Linked DNA regions of Homo sapiens: region 2 is linked to region 1. A link is a contact called in ENCODE Hi-C or POLR2A ChIA-PET data. All regions are on one chromosome and are shown on one strand. Each heading gives the region's core, a stretch centred on a gene start or an enhancer-like site at or near the end of the contact. The rest is flanking DNA. Distances are from core to core; before and after follow the strand shown.

Region 1 (2,700 bases), core at 56-2,555:
CAAAATATAAAGTACTAGAGTTGCCTTTGTTCTTGAAGAGCTTCACTCTGAATCATGTAACTGGTCTGGATGTGGTCTTTCAATAAGACAATAGCAGCAGCATAATAAGCCTCCGGGTCAGCATAGTAGCATAGTATTTGGTGTTACCTATTTTAGTAAGTTTATGTTTGGTTAACTCCTGTTGAGGAACAATATTATGATCAAAGAGATGATATGGTTTATTTATTAGATGAATCCTTGATGTCTTCATACTAATGTAAAGCTCTGTCACAGCCTGCTTTGATCTGCTGGTTCCTGGGTGTGGTATCCAGCTGTTTGTCAGCATCCCTCTCTATACCCATGGAAATCCCAACTGTATTTTTGGGTTTTGGGTTCCCTACCAGGTTCACTGTTTAAAAATGTGAATTGAATATTACTTTTTATTGAAAAGAACACAAGTTCTATGATGAGTTAAAATTACTATAAATGTTTATAGCTTATACTCATTGTATCAGATTATTTGAAAAATCTAGTTTGCATGTTCCCTTCTGATGGAGTTTGGGTCAGATGAAGGTGGTTACAAAAAATGTTTGACACTAAAAATTTTCACATTACACTATTGTTTGATAGTCATTCATTAATTCTTCACTTAGTCTACTTACTCATTAAGAATCAACAAATCTTTATTTTGGAGATGAATAAGATGTGTCCTTTACAGTGGGAAAGCTTATTATTTAATAGAGCTGTTTACAGACTTCAATTTGCCTTCTTGATAAATGTGATGAACATGGTTTACAATTTACAAAGATATTCAGGCTATCAGATCTTGGAATTGCAGAACTAAATTTTTCTGTATGTATTCTTATATGATTTTTTCCTAGGTATTTGGGGAAATAAATACTGTCTGATGGAGTAGATAGCTTTTTCATATTTTGTATCTGCGAATGCATATTATCAGCTGAGCTGACATGACTATGCAATTATAAAGAAGTATAAAGCACAGGCTATTAAATGGTCCAAAAGAAAGTAAGTACACCGCTCATAAATCTTTGAAATCATGGGAATGTTTCCAGACAGAACAAGATGGAATTTATCTTCCTAATTGTGACACAGTACCTTGAAAAATGCAACTGGGTGCGTGGAGATAAGGCTTTGTATAATTTGCCATTTTAAAAGTTCCCCTGTCAAATTCAAGGTATTAAGTTGCTTTATGGAAGGCTAAGACCAAGCCCTAGATGCAAGACCGGGGGAACTGACTGCCGGAACGTTTGTGTTGCAGCGCCTCGCCCCTTGCCGGTGCTCTTTCGCGAAGGGACCGTCTCTGCCAAGCGCCTGTTGGTAGGAACCTGCTTGGTCGCGTCTGAGGGGGCTTGTAGGTGGCTCTGGCTGAAACAGGCGCCTGCGAGAGTCTGTAGGAGGGAAACCGCCATGGACGATCAGGGTTGCCCTCGGTGTAAGACCACCAAATATCGGAACCCCTCCTTGAAGCTGATGGTGAATGTGTGCGGACACACTCTGTGAGTTGGGCGGCAGTGGATTCCCTGGGGGAGAGACGCGCTGGGTGGGAGGAGAGGACCGGGAGATGCTAGGCCTCGTCTTGGGAGCAAAGGGCGTTGTTAGTTTCAACACTGGGGAGGAAAATGGGAAAAGAAGGCGTTGTGACTTTAAATAGACTGTAGCCGCTAGCCCCGAGCGGCTCTGGCCTGCTTTGAACTGCGGGTTCTCAGTGTGGCATCCAGCAGTTTGTCAGGTTCCCCCTTCCATAGCCAATGAGTATCCCGACTGTATTTCCAGGCTTTGTGTTGTTTACTGGGCTCTGGACATCGCTGATTAAAAGCGTGGGGGATTGGAGTGTTTATTTCATATGAAATGTTTTTATTGAAAAAGTGCGAAAGTGCTATGAAAACTTAAAATTTGCTTGAGTATATACTGCTGCTATTTATTGTATGAGTTAATTAAAAAACCCTGTGTGTATGCCCACTTGTCCTGATGGAGTTCGGTTAGACTCCCATCACTAAAATGAAGAAAACCCGGACTGTAGGTAGTTAATTTTGAAGATATAATAATGGCTGGCATTTGAGTGCACATTTTGTGCCAGACAGTGTTCTAAGCGCCTTACCATGAATTATCTCAGTTCATTCCTACAACAGTCCCATGAAGTAGATACTGGTATTTCCATTTCACAGGGAAGGAAATCGAGACTGCTCAAGGTCCCTTATTAAGTGGGCCTTGAGAGAATTGGAACCCAGGAAGTCTGACTTTAGAACGCCCATTTTCAGGGGAAGGGGGCAGAAGGAGGGAGGTTGAGTTTGTGTATTTTGAAACAGGGATTGGTCAAAGTGTTTCTTGCCAGATTTCTTGTCAGATGTGGTTTAGTGAAGGTGGTTCTAGAAAGCACTTTGAGATAAAAAGGTGCCATGTAATGGCGAGCATATATTCCTGTAGTTTCTTTCAGGTTTATTGGAGGCAAAAAATAATGGATAATCTACAGTGTGTAGACAAGGTCTCCTCCCAACCCCCCAAGTGCTGACAAAAATGTAGAGCAATGACAGGGTCTTTAGGTAAGCATAAATTGCATGATTAGCTGTAGCTATAATTATTATATGGAATTTATTAGCTTACTTAACTTTTCTAATTGATCTTTATTTTCCTTTGCTTTACTCTGCAAAGAAGTATAGTAGAGCTGTGATTGAATGATTTAAGATTAGAAGTAAGGTAAAA
Region 2 (2,700 bases), core at 198-2,697, 790 kb after region 1:
AAAGTTGAAAAATATGTTAAAAATAGTTCATATAAATAGCCTCCTAGATTCATTCTTGTTCAAGGAGCCAGCTCTCAACTCGCTTTCCTTTATTTCTTTTGGAAGAGTAACTGACTCTAGTGATCTAAGCAGTAAGACTCATGTCAATCTGTTTTATTACTCTCAGGATAGCTTATGGTGGAAACAAAATAAATCCAATTTCTGAATCTCCTTTGTCTTCAATCACTTGGGAATTCTCTCTGAAACTACTGTGGGCATTTTAAGTAACCCTGATTACCCAGCAAGAACAATGTAGCTTTCAGACAAGCACAGAGGATAGAATAACTCTTTCTACCCTTCTATGCTTGCATGACAAAAGCTGTAGCTATTAAATACCGGTGCTCAATGAGCTAATGAATGGCAAGCCGGTAACTGTGGTTTTGGCATTTTAGTATTTGAGCCTCTGCCCTGTATGAACTTGTAATCTTCATTGTGTAGCCTTGTTAAGTTCAGCTGCTGAGTTACATGTTGGCATAGGAAGCTGAGGTACTCCTAAGCCAAAAACTGACCTCTGCATATTTCAAACTAAAGTCAGGAGGCTTAGGGTGACTTCTTTTGCTTTAAAAAAAATAAAGGCATGATTTCCCTTTAGAGTGGAAGCTGACCATGACTGTAAATGGCTCTATAATCTTTGGCTTTGTTTGAGTCACCCTCTCCATGTTCTGCTCTTCCGTTTGGATGCAAGCCAACATGAGGATAAGTGTTCTGCTTGGTCCTCGTTGTTTAATAATTGACCCTTCAAAACCACTTTCTTTCTCCAGCTTCATCAAAGAGAAGAATTTAAATTTTGATTTCAGGTTTCTTCTTTTCCCTCTTGAGTCTATCTTTAAGGGGTAAAACATGTGGCTTTTTATAAGTTTAAGTACTTTGGAGCAAAGTTTATGGAGTGTCCTTCCATCCCCTAAAAATAAGATAGGCTCTGAGTTGGCCAGGGCAGTCCCATTGGGGTCCATCTGAAATGCTTCTGTTTATCCCTTTGGTCAGCACCTCCTGCCAGGACCATGCTGGAGCTGCTAAGAAGGAAGACAGGTGCACAGACAGAGCCTTCTGGAATACAGTGCGGGGTATGCTATCATAGAAGTATAAACTGGGCACCCTAGGAGCAGAGTTGATATTGCTATGACTGTCTGGGGACATCAGGACAGACTTCATAGAGCAGGTATGAGATACTTGGGCTGAGGGCAGCACTGGTAGCCTGGAATTACATTATGCTCTTAATTGAACCCTCTTGGGATCCCAGTTTGAGCGATCTGTCTTATTAAATAGCACTTGGTATGAGAACAGCCATGGCGTTTCCTTTACAGCTCATACAGTTCTGAGAATGCCTAAAATTAGATTGAAATCAGGATTAAGGTGTCTAACCTGCCTTTGTGGCCTCGGGCATCCTGTGACCAGGATGAGTCACATCCCTGTCTTGCCCACTTGCGTCTTCTGAGAGCTGCGTCCCAAGACTTCCCCATGCAGAGCTGATTGTAATAGTTGACTGACAAAACTGATGGCCCAGCACTTTCTCTCCCTGCGCGATTCCTGCTGCCCATGACAGCAGCTGAGTAATAAGCAGTCAGACCTCTTACCTGGGACATTAGTCACAAGCTCTTAAGCAACTGCGGGTCAACGCTTGAGACCGTTTTGGATTTCTGTTAGCACTTGTTTCTGTTGCCCAAGAAGATCCTTTCCAAGACTTCAGCAGGCATACTGGCTTCGGGAAAATTCAGAAACTCAGTGACCTTGTTTGGAAATGTGAGTGATAGTGTTCTGGGCTCAGGTCCACACAGGCCTGGCTTGTCAGGCTAGGACACAGTGTCGATAAAGCTGGGCTCATGGGCTTTGTCCCCCCGGCCGTGCTCTCTCCTGGGGCTGCAGACTAGTGTGTCTAACCTCAGCCAGGCGCCTCTCTACTGTGTGCCCGCAGTCCCAGAGGAGCCAGGCACCCAGGCCTTATAGTGCCTCCCAAGTCAGAAAACACTTGTGGAAGAACTGAGAGTGGTGGCCTCCTTCACTGGGCAGGACCACGATCATCCTCACCCCTGCTCCCGTCCTGCGCTGCTACGATTGCAACCTTTTGTAGGTTAAACTGGCTGTGCTCATATTGTATTTATGTGGTGGGGCCAGGGGAGGAAGCAGCTTCCACAAATCAGCCCACTGAAAACAGTCACTTATATGGGACATGGGATTCTGCGTGGAGAAGGGCTGATTTGGAGCCAGGACTGGGTTTGGGTTAGAGACACAGAAAGCTTGCTTCGCTGAAGTGGGTGCACAGGTACTCAGCATGCCTTTGCCTTATGCCCCTGACACCCGGGGAGGCTGCTACTAAGAGCAGAGAAGTCTGTTCTATGTTCCATTGATCTGTGCCATGAAAGCTTTGCTGCTTTAACCACACTTATTGGGGATTCCTGGAATACCAGACTTGGTTTCCATTCCTGGGCATTTTCTAGTGGCCATTTTCTGTAAGACCTGTATGGCCAGGCTGTATCAACTCACAGGACAGCGTGTGGAAACCAGTCATGCCAGTTCTGTCATCACCTACCTCCTCCAAGCCAGCAACGTGATCCAGGCTGGACAGAGACCAACCTTTTGCCTTGGGCCATGCAGGCCAACAGACCTTGATTCTCACACTGAGGCAAGAAAATAGAACCTCGAGTGCCCTGACACAACCCACAG

The links. Hi-C counts contacts between places; a loop is a spot of excess contacts on that map. ChIA-PET counts read pairs that join two places held with the same protein, here RNA polymerase II (POLR2A).
Region 2: a loop to region 1 is called in a map of gastrocnemius medialis, with 5 times the contacts of the local background. The contact joins the enhancer-like site here to the promoter of MNAT1 in region 1. A Hi-C loop is called at or near these places in 1 of 168 maps with a recorded cell type or tissue (gastrocnemius medialis). POLR2A ChIA-PET finds 5 or more read pairs at or near these places in 2 of 52 experiments (HCT116 and WTC11).

What each region holds. Positions count from the first base shown.
Region 1 is chr14:60,733,456-60,736,155 of GRCh38, forward strand. MNAT1 (MNAT1 component of CDK activating kinase) reads left to right here and starts at 1,306. Exons shown (of 8, transcript NM_002431.4): 1 at 1,306-1,496. The coding sequence starts at 1,408. RefSeq lists enhancers at 1,320-1,419, 1,530-1,599.
Region 2 is chr14:61,524,029-61,526,728 of GRCh38, forward strand. All of the region lies in intron 10 of PRKCH (protein kinase C eta), which reads left to right. Among named protein-coding and RNA genes, the nearest start is that of PRKCH-AS2, 20 kb to the right of the region's middle. RefSeq lists an enhancer at 1,340-1,489. Within about 2 kb of position 1,448, at least 33 of the 41 ENCODE cell types and tissues checked have a DNase peak (open chromatin) inside an H3K27ac peak, as active enhancers do; they include HCT116 and gastrocnemius medialis, where a contact is called at or near this core.